3 separate regions of the Homo sapiens genome follow, and all the other regions are linked to region 3. A link is a contact called in ENCODE Hi-C or POLR2A ChIA-PET data. All regions are on one chromosome and are shown on one strand. Each heading gives the region's core, a stretch centred on a gene start or an enhancer-like site at or near the end of the contact. The rest is flanking DNA. Distances are from core to core; before and after follow the strand shown. Region 1 overlaps CACNA2D4 (calcium voltage-gated channel auxiliary subunit alpha2delta 4). Region 2 holds the start of DCP1B (decapping mRNA 1B). Region 3 holds the start of KDM5A (lysine demethylase 5A).

Region 1 (4,638 bases), core at 729-3,228, 1.4 Mb before region 3:
CAGGGCAGTTCGGGCTGTGTCTCCAGACTCCTTCTGGACTCACATCCGCGATCGGGTGGGGCTGCTCTGGGGTGTTCACAGTCACTAGGTGTCAGTGACAGGACACTGTCCCCTCTGTCTCTGTCAGCAGCTGCATCTTGCAAAAGTTGAAGATGATCCCCCTCAATCTGCCTGCTCAGAATTTCTCTTCTCTGGGGTACCTGTCCCCTGGAGCTCCTCCCCCTGGTCTGGCCTACACAGATGTCAGTGTCCCCAGTGAAGGCGCACTGGACTTGGAGTCCCAGGCCGGGGCGTAGGTGCTGCAGCCCCTTCCACTGCGTGACCCTGGGGACGCCACTCAACCCTGCCATTGTCAGGCAGGCTTCTGTGCCCAGCCCTGGGGACAAAACTCACAGCCCTGGCCGCTGTGGGCTTGCTCCTCTCGGTGAGAGTTTTCTGCACGCCAGCTAGTGTCCCCTCTGGGTTTCCAGCTCTGGCTGGGAGCTTCTGGATTTGGAAGCTGGGGAGACCCATGCTCTCCTGTAGGACTCTGCATGAGCCTGGGAAGGTAGCTCACACCTGTGCTCCCTGCCTCTAGGTCTATCCCTGGGGGCCACAGCCAGGCCCTGAGAACAGAAGGGCCATGCAGACAGCCTGTGTGGCAGGGCCCTGCTCTGCCATGTGCCCACCTCAGGAGGCTCCGGGAGGGAACGGACTCGGGTCCTGCAGAGCGGGGCTGAGGCACTCGCCTCCACCTTTGGTTGAGTCCACTGTCCTTGTCCCAGGGAGCTAAGGCAAATCGCGCAGCCCCCGAGGAGTCCCGCACCGGGTGGCTGTGGCTTCTGGGCTTCCGCAGCCCCAGGCCTGGAGCCCACCTGCCCGGCTGCCCCCACCGCAGGCGCTCAGGCTCAATGGGTGGAGTGTGGGCCTGGCTGTGCGGGAGAGCAGGGCAGGATTGCCCAGGAACTGCACTGCGTCTGTCCACAGTGAAGGGAGGGGTGGTGGGCCTAAGTACCCCCAAGCCACCCCTTGGTGCCCCTACTGCCTCTGCTCCCCGCTCAGACCCTCCCCCGGGATCTGAGTGCTGGAAGGGGCCCTGGAGATGGTGCACTGCCCCCAGCTCAGTGAGGGCCAGGCTCCCCAGAGGAAGCGCTTTCCCTCCACCGAGGCTCAGGGCCCCTGCGGCGCTCCCCGTGCCAAGCCACCCTCTCCAGAGACTCCGGGTGTCTTCCCTCCCCTCACCCCCCGCCCGGCTCCTCCCACGCGTGTCCTGAGAACTGCCTGAGGAGGGACCCTCTGCAAATGCACTGGGGTGAACTCTGGCCCTGGGAGTGCCGAGGCGAGGTCACCGCAGGCCAGAGGCCCCTTCGGTGGCGTGATGTCCTTTCTCCGCCCGCAGCCCACAAACACAAGAAGCAGGACCCGCTGCAGCCCTGCGACACGGAGTACCCCGTGTTCGTGTACCAGCCGGCCATCCGGGAGGCCAACGGGATCGTGGAGTGCGGGCCCTGCCAGAAGTAAGACCGCAGGGCGGCGCCGCCCGTCCCGCCACACTCCTCCCGCCCTCGGCAAGGCGGAAGTGCGGGCAGGGCCCCGGAACCCCCGGGAAACGGCTCCACAGCCGGGAGGAGGGGATGCGTCTAAGTGCAGAGCCCACGCTCCCGGGGTCTTCCCCCGCCGTCCTCAGTGGAGGAGACACGCAGGAGGCGGACGGTCTGAGGCGGGCAGGACGGCTGGGGACCGGGACAGCCGGGATGGGGAGAGGTGGTCCCGAGGCCTGACCCTGTGTGTCGAGCCCACCCCGCCGAGGCCGCAGCCGTGACCCCACGGCGTCTCTGGGCGAGTGGGCCCTTCGGCGGGTCTCCCCCAGCCCTGCTCAGGCGGTGCCCAGGGCGGTGCCAGTGCCCGCGCCTGAGCTGCGTGGGGAGAACTTGGAAGGCAGAGGGAGTGTGAGAAGAGAAGGCCGGAAGTGTGCGATGTCCTCGGGTCGCTGGGAGCCCCGCGGGCAGCCTCTGTCAGGCTTCCTGCTGTGTGGAAGCCGCTAGTTATAACCCGCCCTGGCCCCGGGGAGGCAGGGAGGCCGCGCGGAAGGGTCTCTCCTGCTGACCCCCCGCACCCAAGCCCGGGAGGACCCCCACGCTGGGAATGCGGCGGCCTCCTCGAGGGTCGCCTCAGCCAGACGTGCCGCTCGCCAGGCGGTCCCTAGACCCCCGGGCCCGTGGCACACCATTTAACAGTGCGGCACCTGCGGCGCTGGCATCGGGGCTCCCTTCTCCCCCACTCCCTGCGCGTCGTGCTGCGCGGGTTTCACCCCGGGTTCTGTGCAGCGTTGAGGGCTGGGGTTAGCGTTCCCTGTGCACTTGTCGCAAAGGCTCGGTGCGAGGATAGAGCCAGCGGGCTCCGGAGTGAAGCGAGGGCTTCAGAGTAGACACTCCTGAATTGAAAACTGGCTCTGCGCTCCCCCGCTTATGACCGTGGGCAAGTGACTTCGCCTCCTCTAGTCTCCATTCTCTCATCTGCAAAATGGGCACAACACCAGCCTCATACAGAGCCGTGAAGGCTGAGAGTATACACGGCTGTGGTGTGCACGTTGGGTGTGTGAGACCGCCCATCCCAGGGGAGGCGCTCGGTAGGCGGCCGCTGGGACTGCTGGGAAGGCCGTGGGCCTGGCGGGCGGGCTCCGCCCCACTCCGCGCCACTCCTCGCAGGGCGGCCTCGCCGAGCGCGGGGCCACTGCGCCACCTGGTGGCCAAGCTCCAGCGCTGCCGCTTCGCCCGGGCCTGCCCCCGCCACCCTCACCCAGAGCAAGTGTTGCCTCGCCCGCCCATTTGCTCCGGACGGTCTTGATTTACGCCTGTCGTCCCTGCATATATTAATAGCAACTCTGCACTCTCCAAAGCGGCCCAGTTTGGACTTCCTCACTGTCTCCAGTCTGCTAGGAAAGGAAATGCAGCAGCAAAGGCTTGTGAGCAAAGCCAGTAGGACTGAGCCATCTGCCAGGCCCGTTCCCTTAGCTGCCCCGACCCGCCCTGCCTCATGGTTCCGGGCTTCCCTGCCACCCTAACTCCACACTAAAGTCTCCAGAAGTTCCTTCCCTAGAAGCCCTTCTCGTGGTCGCCACGGAGCCATCCTCGACTCCCTTTCTTTGCTGCAGGGTATTTGTGGTGCAGCAGATTCCCAACAGTAACCTCCTCCTCCTGGTGACAGACCCCACCTGTGACTGCAGCATCTTCCCACCAGTGCTGCAGGAGGCGACAGAAGTCAAATATATCCTGCAATGCTCGGGGATGTGTGCGGTGGGGGCGGGGGCTGTAGGAGGTGTCTGTAGGGCTCAGATTTTGAGCAGCGGGGCCAGCCTCCTTCACCGCCCGTGTCCTCCACAGGGCTCCGTTATTTGTTCTCTAACCCTTCCCTGGGCCCCGGTGCTGCCTCCTGACCCTAAAGCTGCTTGCAGGGCAACTGGTGGCACCAGAGCAGGTTCTTCCAGACCTTTTTCCAGTCTGCAGAATGGGCTCCGGTCCTGAGATATTGACCTTAACAGTGGCTTCTGCACATAATGCCTCTGTCAAATGTGACCGGATGCGCTCCCAGAAGCTCCGCCGGCGACCAGACTCCTGCCACGCCTTCCATCCAGAGGTGCGGGTTGAGGCGGATCGAGGGTGGGCTGGATTTTCATCCCCAAACCCTCTGTGCCTGGGTCTGTGCCCCTGCAGACAGGAGCATATAGGGATGCCAATGAACACACCTGTGCCTGTGCTTCTCGGGGGAAACATTCGCGTTTATGCCCTGTGACACTGTGATATAATAAGAAACAGATCTTTATTTAGTCTTTGTCCTGATTCCTGGCAAGCTCCTAAAACGCTTGTTATTTCCTGATTAGGGTGATAGGTGCATCTTTTGTTATAGTGTTTGGTCTTAGTCCCTGGTTCCTTCACAGGTGCCTCTAAGACCCTTGGAATGATAGAGGTATCTTTGTATGCTAATTAGATGACTGGTGGCTGGGGGCCCTAGACAGGATGAGAGCTGGCCACAGGAAACACCAAGTTAGGATTAGAGGGTTGGGACTTTTGGCTCCAAGCCCCTGGCTTCTGGGAAAGGAAGGGGGCTGGAGACTGAGTTGATCACCAGTGGCCAAAGATTTAATCAATGATCATAATGAGGCCTCCATAAAATCCCCGAGCCACTGTGTTTGGAGAGTGTCCGAATTGGTGAAAGGGTGTGGGAGCTCTGCGTACCCCGTGCCTTGGCCTACGTGTCTCTTCCACTCAGCCGCCTGACCTGCGTCCTTTATAATAAACGGGTCATGGTGAGGGAAGCACCTTCCTGAGTTGAGTGAGCCACGCTAACAACTCACGGAGCCTGAGACAGGCTCATGGGAACCCTAGATTTACAGCCAGTCTGTCAGAAGGACAGGAGACCTGGGGCTTGCGATTGGCATCTGAAGTGACGGCCACCTTGTGGGACCGAGCCCTGTAACTTGCGAGCTCTAATGCTAACTCTCAATAGTGTCAGACTTGAATTGAGTTTCAGGACAGACACCCAGTTGGTGTCCAGAGAGTGGGGTGGGAAAAACCCTTCACATTTGTTGAAGTGCTGGTGTGAAAGCACAGCAGAGCCCCTGTGTCATTAAAATACGAAGTCAACCAGGATCCCAAGGTG
Region 2 (4,163 bases), core at 1,197-3,696, 1.6 Mb before region 3:
ATTTACAAAGTCACAAATAGCATTTTAAAAAATGTCTGTATACTTAGTATTGAAACATTTATTCTAGTTAATATCAGGTATAAATATATAAACATATGTTCTCAGTCAGACTGCAAATGACCCCAGCCTCAGTCAAAAAAAAGTTGTTTGAAAGCCATTGCTGTATTCTTCCCCACTGGGAAGTTAGGCTTGGGAGTCAATAGGACTGAGACTCCAAAATGCAGCTTAACCAAGAATTTCAGTACAATTGAAATTGTGACTGCAAAGATTATATTGCAACATATTATTATGAGAGGGTATGTGTGCCGTATCTATGATATTTCTATATCAAATAGGTAAGAATTTATGAATGTGAGTAGTAATGTCTGCACAGTTGTTCTAATATTTAATGCTAGATAAATGGTTTAGATCAACCATTCTCAACTTTTTAGTCTCAAGACTCCTTTACACTCTTAAAAATTATTTTTTTAATTACTTTTTATTTATTTTATTTTTGAGATGGAGTCTCGCTCTATCACCCAGGCTGGAGTGCAGTGGCAGGATCTCGGCTCACTGCAACCTCTGCCTCCCGGGTTCAAGCGATTCTCCTGCCTCAGCCTCCCGAGTATCCGGGATTACAGGTACCTGCCACCACTCCTGGCTAATTTTTGTATTTTTAGTAGAGACGGGGTTTCACCATGTTGGCCAGGCTGGTCTTGAACTACTGACCTTGTGATCCGCCCGCCTCAGCCTCCCAAAGTGCTGGGATTACAGGCAGGAGCCACCGCACCTGGCCCACTCTTAAAAATTATTAAGGACTCCCTCAGAGAACTTTTGTTTATGTGAGTTATACCCACCTATATTTACCATATTGGAAATTAAAAATAACTTTAAAGACCCCGGGCTATGTGTGTTTTGTTTGGAGTATATGAAGAAACTCTGGCCTCATATGTAGATAATGTAGTTGGAAAAGAGATGGATATTTTAATAGAGTTTTTCAGACAATTGTGGATATTCTTCTTGGATAATATACCAAAACTTGACAAGCTGGAGTTTCTCAAAGCTTAGCTGCAATGTACTATCTGAAATCCTATTAACTTTTCATACTGTTACATTAAAAATCCATTAGTCCACCTTGTCCTTGAATGGATCTTTTGCCTGTGCATGATTATGTAGCATGAGACATTGGTCTTTTGGAAAATACTGGACCACTGAGTTAAGCAGATCTTTGAGATATTGACACTTTCCATTATACAAGATTTGTTAAAATTGCGCTCATTAATATCATCACTGATCTCATCAGAAAAAAAAACATTAAGTACTGAGATGTCAAGCTCATGGCAGTAGATACACATTTTCTAAACTTTTAATTCTGGCTTGAAGGCTTAAAAATTATCATTGGCAGCAGTAATTGTCCCTTGTTTTCCTGAAAGTGACAGGCACACTTTATTTATTTTCAGAAAAATGTCTGTCAAGTACCTGTTTGAATAATCATAGTTTGCCCATCTTTCTTTCAAGTAAAAATGTTTTATGAAAATAAAAATAAAAACATGAATTCGGCCTACAACTCAAGCACAGAAGTATTTTCCTAGAGACAAATATGACACACTTCATTTTGCAGCAGACGTGCTTTATGCCTATTTCCTATTTTTTCATGCAGAATGTTAAAAAGAATTGTACCCAAGGATTAAGCTTCAATGAAATTAATAATTCTTACTGCTTATCAAGAACACCATCAGGTGACACTGGCTCTCTACCTTCTTCTTTTTTTTTTTTTCTTTTGTAACTGAGAGTGCAGATTAGTGACGCGTACTTTGACTAGCAATACAGTTTGGTGCCCCTGCCTTGATTGGGTTAAACCACCGGCGCTTTTAACCACCATTGTCTGCAAAACGTCACCACAGTGAACAAGTCAAATAAGTAAGTCTCAGCATTGTCATAAAAGGTTTTGTTTTTTTTTTGACCTTGCAGATCCCCTGAAAGGGTCTCAGAAACTCCCAAAGGGTTCCAGGACCACACCACACTTTGAGAACCACTGGGTGTTAGCGCATTCAGAAATCAATTCAGTTCTCTTTCTCTTCAGAGTTCTTGATGCTCGAGGCTTATTTATTGTGATAGATTTGATCACTGAAGCGCCAAAGAAAAGATATGCCAAGGGGTCGAACACATCCAAGAAGGAAATCCTACCGCACACACAGCTCAAAGGCTCGAGCGCGTAGAAAAACAGCTCTTGGAGAAAGAAACGGGATGCAGAGGGCAGGCCTGGGCTTGTCGTTGCCAGTGGCAACGATCCTCAGTGGGCGGGGCGCGGCCATCGATTAGTGAGGCCTTGCGTCTGTCGGCGGGCAGGAGGGTGGGGGTGACTGGAGCCGGAAGGCCTCCCGGGCCGTGTGGTCGCCGTGGGTTCTCGGTTGCGAGGCAGCTCGCTCGTTCTGCGATCTATTGAGAGTGGCTTCCAAGAGCCCCGTGCCTATGTCTGGGAGGGAGGGAAGATGGCAGCCGTGGCGGCAGGCGGCCTGGTGGGAAAGGGGCGCGACATCAGCCTAGCGGCCCTGCAGCGCCACGACCCCTATATCAACCGCATCGTGGACGTGGCCAGCCAGGTGGCTCTGTACACCTTCGGCCATCGGGCCAACGAGTGGGTGCGTGCGGACGCGGCGGAGCAGTGCAGCCCAGGGTTGGGGTGGAGGCGGGGGGCGTCAGACTCAGGACTTGAGGACCCGGTGAGGGGGAGGAGACGTTGACGCCCTGGAAGTGGGTGGATCTGGGGACTGAGGCCGAAGTTGTGGAGATGGGGTCTCGGGGGTTTGGGGGAAGGAAGGCGGATCTGTGGAGCTACCTGGAGTTGGGGAAAAGACTTAAATCTCTAACGTACCCAACGCTGGGAGACCAGACCGATCGGGTACGGCACCATAAGAGCCGAAGGAAAGGAAGGACCTGATACCTTATGGCCGGAAGACCGATGTGCTCGAGAAAGTAGAGCAGAGTTCTGTTACAGTGAATCTGTGGCTATGGGGGAGGCAGGGACAGCAGACGAATAAAAGTGCAGAGTTCTGATTTTGGAATGTCAGTCTTAGATGGGGCAAAGAGAAATCAAAACTTGATAGAAGGGGAGAAATCTGCAAGTTGTAAACTTAAGGGGAAACACCAAGAAAAGAGCCAACCTCGTCAAATAAAAGACAAAATGGGGCAGGGTCTAACACTTAGAAGGAAGCTGATGCTCTTGGGAAGATTATTACACGGCAGCACACCAAGTTCGATATTGGAGGTCATTTGGGAGCCAAATTATTTTAGTGCTCTTCTCAAAGCAGAGTCCCAGTAAATGGTAATGGAATGAAATTTCATTTTCCTCATAGTTAGAATGGGGTAGAAGCCTAGAACACTGGAATCCTGTTGCAGGGATTGCTGCTTGTAATTTTGTAACCCACCCACTCGAATGTAGAGACATGTAATTTTGTTTCTTTACTCATAATGAGTTTTGTCCAAATAATATTCATCATCCATTATGTATCACATACATGATATCCATCATTTTAAAATAAGTTACAAAACAGTATGGAGAACTTAGCCTTGATGAATGGATTTCAGATAAACTTTTTGTGTTCTTCAAGTCGGTTGTATAAACATCAAAACTTAATCTAGGAAAACATCCATGTTGAACAACTCTGTATTTTTTTTAACACCCACATTCATAAGCCTACTTATCTGCAGTATAGTTCAGCAGCCTGTAGTAAAAAACTCACCTGAAAATCATTAACATAAAAATAAAAAGACAAGCAAGAATGGGGTAGACAAACAGTTTTGCCCAAAGTTCTTAACGGAGGAAATTTGCCGGAATGGGGCAAAGAATTTAGGTCTGCTCTCCTAGTAGCCAAACACAAAAGGAGAACAGGAAGAGCTCTTTAATATTCGTTCTTCTGTAATAGAAAGTGTACCTCTTGATCAGGAGAAAGAGGTTATTTCCCCCTAGTTTCCAGGGGAATTTGTCACCTACTTTTTTTGTTTGTTTTTGTTTGTTTGTTTTTTCGAGGTGTCACCTTCGTTTTTACATAAAGAACATTGAGCAACATAGACAGTTTCCTCCATGGTAATTAAAAATATATAAAAAGATATTCTACATATGGCTATTTTGCTGCTCTGTAGAAAAATGCTAAAGGTATAATGTTATAATCCTGTAAAAGTAA
Region 3 (4,373 bases), core at 1,874-4,373:
AAGGCGTCCTGACACCAAAACAGTTTGAGAATCACTGGTGGAAATTATTCTTGAATTAAAATGACATTTGTTTAAGAATTCAGTAATTTTGACTTTTCCCTCTCTGAAACTAACCCTAATTAATCTGATTTTGTGAGGTTTTATTGCATTTTTTAAAAATCCAGGGACCACGGTCTAGCCAAATGATTATCAGATCTAAGTATTCATTTTAGTCTATTTTAACACTCAGGATAATAAATTTCAGATAAATAATACTCTAATTTTTTTTTTTCTGAAAAGTTACTGTCAAGGATTGTTTAAGTAATGCAAATGATCCTTTTAAACTACAGTTATACTCCACTGTTCTGACCAGAAACCCAAATACTATTGACTCAGTTTAACATTGTGTGTGCAGAATGCCCTCATAGAAGCTGATGAAACACAATTTGGATTTTTACAACAGTGATTTTCAAAGGGGTAAGCATGAGAGGTGGGAGTGGGGTTCATGTGCCCCCCCTGAGGGAAGCATCAGAATGTGAGGTGGTTGTAACTACAGAAGTTTCTTCTGTTCGCACCAGAGATGTTAATATTTGCTGCCCTTCTATTCACTGTCTTCTCTTACAGACTTCCTGCTGTTGTAAGCAACCACTACAGATTTCTCAGAAGTACTGTGGCAAATAAAAATGATTGAGAATCATTATACATTTTCTATTCTACTAGAGAGACAGTTTAAAATAAAATAGGTAAGTATAATCTGAAGAAAATAACAGGAAATAAATAGGACCAATCAAAGCTTTTAAGGATTTGTGCTTATACTGAGGTTCTATCAGGTTCTCACGCTCTGTTAATTTGAAAGCAAAACCATTACATTTAATTGAATGTTTAATAAAATGAATTATCAGTGGCTTGTTTTATTCGGAATTCCATTATTTCTTTTTCCGAATAATATAGTTTTCCAGATTTAAGTGGTAAAAATCAAAGACTTTGTTGTAAATTTTTTTTTTTTTGGAGACAGAGTCTCACTCTTCTTGCCTAGGCTGGAGTACAGTGGCACGATCTCGGCTTACTACAACTTCCACCTCCTGGGTTCAAGCAATTCTCCTGCCTCAGCCTCCTGGATAGCTGGGATTACAGGCGCCTGCCACCACGCCTGGGCTAATTGTTGTACATTTTTAATAGAGACAGGATTTCACCATGTTGGCCAGGCTGGTCTCAAACTCCTGACCTCAGGTGATCTGCCCGCCTTGGCCTCAAAAAGTGCTGGGATTACAGGCGTGAGCCACTGCACCTGGACATAAATCATTATAATAATTGTATGGAATTATTATGAATCACAGCGTCCTGTGTCTACACCCCTTTGTAATGTGACATTGTCACTCTTCTCATAAAAAATTGGAATTTTCCCACTTCTTGAATCTGGGATGGTCTTATGACTTGCTTTGACCAACAGAATATGATGGAGTGATCTTGTACATTTTGGAGTCTAGGCTTTAGGTCTTTGCTTCCACTCTCATCTTCTTAGAATGCTAAGACCACCATGCAGTGGAAAAGCTCCATCTACCAGAAGATGAGAAGCCATGTGGAGAACTAAGACTTCCCAGCCAATAGCCAGCACCAACTGCCAGACACGTAAGTGAGGCCATCTTGAACCCTCCAACCCTAGATGTATTCACGGTTCTCCAGAGAAACAGAACCAATAAGATGTGTGTGTGTGTGTGTGTGTGTGTTTATAAAGATATTTATTTTAAGGACTTGACTCACTTGATTATAGAGCTTCCAAGTCCAAAATCTGCAGGGTGGGTTGGCAGGCTGGAGGCCAGGGAAAAGGTGATGCTACAGTTCAAGTCTGAGAGCCATCTACTGGCAAAATTCCTTCTTGCTCATGGAAGGTCAGTCTTTTGTTCTATTCAGGCCTTCAGTTGATTGGATAAGGCCTACTCACATTATGGAGGGCAATCTGCGTTATTCAAAGTCCCCTGATTTGTTACTCAGAGGTGAGAAAAATCATGGTGTACTAAAGTCACCACAAAAACTTCTGTAGATCATATGGAGAAGCAGGAGAGATGAAGCTGGAGAGCAAAGCAGCAAATCAGCAATTAAAAAAGATGTTTGGAGTTGTTGAGTTTGGAGATGAAAAGTGACAAGATGAATTCTGGATTTTAGACAAAGCAATCCAACGTGTGGATGGAGAGGGATTTGAGAGGAGAAATCAGCTGTTGTCAGTAAGAGTATTTAAATTAGGATACTGGTAACGGGGATGGAGAGACACACGATTATACATGGGAAGTGAGAGCAGAAAGAATTAGGATTATTTCTTGATTTTTTTTTTTTTTTTTTTTTTTTGCTCAGGCAACTGAATAGATGAAGTCATTAATGGAAACCAGGAACACTGAAGAAACAGTGAACAATTAAAGTACTTTGAGTTATCAAAGTGAGATGTCCTGCAGGTAGCTAGACGATACTGGCTGGTAATTCAGGAGAGCTGCTGCGTCCTGTGTAAAAGGAAAAGCAATTCATGGATGGTGGCTAAAGCCAGCTGGCAGGATTTAGGGGATGGGTTAGACCTGCACTTGTTTTGATGGAGAAGAGGCGGGTATAAAGTGGCAGAGTGAGATTACTGTAAAATATCTGCATTCAAAGGGCTAAAAAAAGAGAAATGCTGGAAAGGCTACTTGCTATAAACGCAGCAGGGTAGGTTAAAACAAATTACGAAGCACGGGCGGTGAGGCGCGGTGCTTAAGATTAAGCCCGGCGTGTTTTCGAGTGCACTGATACACAAAAGGGAAAGGGACCCTCCTCACCGGAAGCACAACCTCTGCCCTCTGGGGCATTACACATTCCTCCGCGCCGGAAGAAAGCGTCACGTCGCGTCGCGCCTCGCCCCGCCTCGTTGCGCCTCGCCCCGCCTCGCCCCGTCGGCTTCCCTCAATCCGTACCTCTAGTAAAGAAGAGCTTGTGCCCCTCCCCGACCCCTTACCAAGGGCGAGCTGCGTGGAGTCGTTGGACTGGGCAGAACTTTGGCGGGCAAGGAGACAAACAGCCACACTGTGCTGCCGGGGAAGAGAAGAAGAAGGAAAGGCCAGACACACAGGCGTCGTGCAGCTGCGGAAGGATTCCGTTTCCTGCAGGGGGCGGAGGGATTTGACAGCACGGTAACTTCCGGAAAAGTCCTGAACCTCAGTGGAAAAGCCTTGCAAGAAACAATAACAAACGGGAGGAGGAAGCGATTCTGGGGTTTCTGTGTTGAACGGTTCTTGTCCGCGAAGATGCGCTTCGGCCTCTGTCAGGGGACTTGAACGGGCTTAGTGGGCTTCAGCCAGCTTTTCTCCACCGGTTCCCCACGGGGACCCCCCCCCCCCCCCGGCCGTTGCAATGGCGGGCGTGGGGCCGGGGGGCTACGCGGCGGAGTTCGTGCCACCGCCAGAGTGCCCCGTCTTTGAGCCGAGTTGGGAGGAGTTCACAGATCCGCTCAGCTTTATCGGCCGCATCCGGCCTTTGGCGGAGAAAACCGGCATCTGCAAAATTCGGCCGCCCAAGGTACCTCAGTCTGTGAAGAGAGAGGGGGAGAAGGAAGAATGGGGGAGTCCGTACACTGGGTTTAGCTTTACTTTTCTGATCCTTGTCTCGTTTCATATGTACTCTCTTTTGAGACAACTGGAGCCTGTTTCTGGATGTTTTTGCCTCGGTTTCTTTTGTGGTCTTATGTAGACACGTCTGAAAGCGAGAAAGTGGTGTCTCTTGGGCCTCTTCCGCCTAGAACTTGGGAACTGATACTTTTCTCTCAGCCGTGGGCCTAAAGCCTTTCGTTAGCCGATATGGTGTTTAAAGTACAGTATTATGACGTGACGTATTCTTCCCTCACGTATCCTCATTATGGTTTGATAGTCGGCTATCTCTTTATTCAAGACCTGGTTGGATCAAATATTTGCAGGCCTCATCTCAGGGCTAGGGTTTCTGAAAAGGTTATCTGAGCTCTAGTCTCACCGGATGGTATTACTAGACAAGAACTCCAGACTAATTATTGCCGCAGTGAAAAAGTCTTAGCGGGGAAAGAGAAGGAGCAGCAATAATTCTAAAATTTAGAGGTTTAGGAAAAATTGGTTTATAGTGGAGGTGGAAGGAAATGTTGAAATCTCTTGACGTAGGGAACTCAAGATCAACGATTTTAGAATCACAGTTATTGCAGATAACTAGGTTTGCCTATAAGGTTAATTATAATCTCACCTTTGAGGTAAGGAAAACAGATACTATCCCTTGTGTGGAGGGGATTAATGCCCCAAGAGGTTGAGTGATTACTCAAGGTCAAAGGTGTTTTTCTTTACTCATTAGACCAGTGCTTTTTAAATGATGTTGCTGGACCACTTGCACCAGGGTCAACTGGATGCTTGTTTAAA

The links. A loop is a pair of places that touch in the nucleus more often than their neighbours do. ChIA-PET counts read pairs that join two places held with the same protein, here RNA polymerase II (POLR2A). Pooled maps may share reads with other maps.
Region 1: a map of naive thymus-derived CD4-positive, alpha-beta T cell shows a loop between it and region 3 (17-fold over the local background). The contact joins the enhancer-like site here to the promoter of KDM5A in region 3. A Hi-C loop is called at or near these places in 3 of 168 maps with a recorded cell type or tissue (B cell, CD8-positive, alpha-beta T cell and naive thymus-derived CD4-positive, alpha-beta T cell) and 8 of 50 pooled maps.
Region 2: a map of CD8-positive, alpha-beta T cell shows a loop between it and region 3 (11-fold over the local background). The contact joins the promoter of DCP1B here to the promoter of KDM5A in region 3. A Hi-C loop is called at or near these places in 1 of 168 maps with a recorded cell type or tissue (CD8-positive, alpha-beta T cell) and 9 of 50 pooled maps. POLR2A ChIA-PET finds 5 or more read pairs at or near these places in 1 of 52 experiments (Caco-2).

The regions. Positions count from the first base shown.
Region 1 is chr12:1,794,276-1,798,913 of GRCh38, reverse strand. CACNA2D4 (calcium voltage-gated channel auxiliary subunit alpha2delta 4) reads left to right here. Exons shown (of 38, transcript NM_172364.5): 35 at 1,379-1,496; 36 at 3,134-3,246; 37 at 3,533-3,615. Among named protein-coding and RNA genes, the nearest start is that of LRTM2, 24 kb to the left of the region's middle. RefSeq lists enhancers at 878-1,782, 1,783-2,688, 2,800-3,367 and silencers at 1,710-1,939, 2,040-2,169, 2,510-2,839. Within about 2 kb of position 1,978, at least 30 of the 41 ENCODE cell types and tissues checked have a DNase peak (open chromatin) inside an H3K27ac peak, as active enhancers do; they include B cell and CD8-positive, alpha-beta T cell, where a contact is called at or near this core.
Region 2 is chr12:2,002,740-2,006,902 of GRCh38, reverse strand. DCP1B (decapping mRNA 1B) reads left to right here and starts at 2,446. Exons shown (of 9, transcript NM_152640.5): 1 at 2,446-2,621. The coding sequence starts at 2,472. It also overlaps a transcript of CACNA1C not described here. RefSeq lists enhancers at 2,171-2,400, 2,725-3,364.
Region 3 is chr12:388,070-392,442 of GRCh38, reverse strand. It overlaps KDM5A (lysine demethylase 5A), which reads left to right and starts at 3,123. Exons shown (of 28, transcript NM_001042603.3): 1 at 3,123-3,516. The coding sequence starts at 3,352. LOC105369594 (a long non-coding RNA gene) reads left to right here. Exons shown (of 4, transcript XR_007063149.1): 3 at 604-722; 4 at 1,502-2,410. It also overlaps a transcript of CCDC77 not described here. RefSeq lists an enhancer at 2,666-2,960.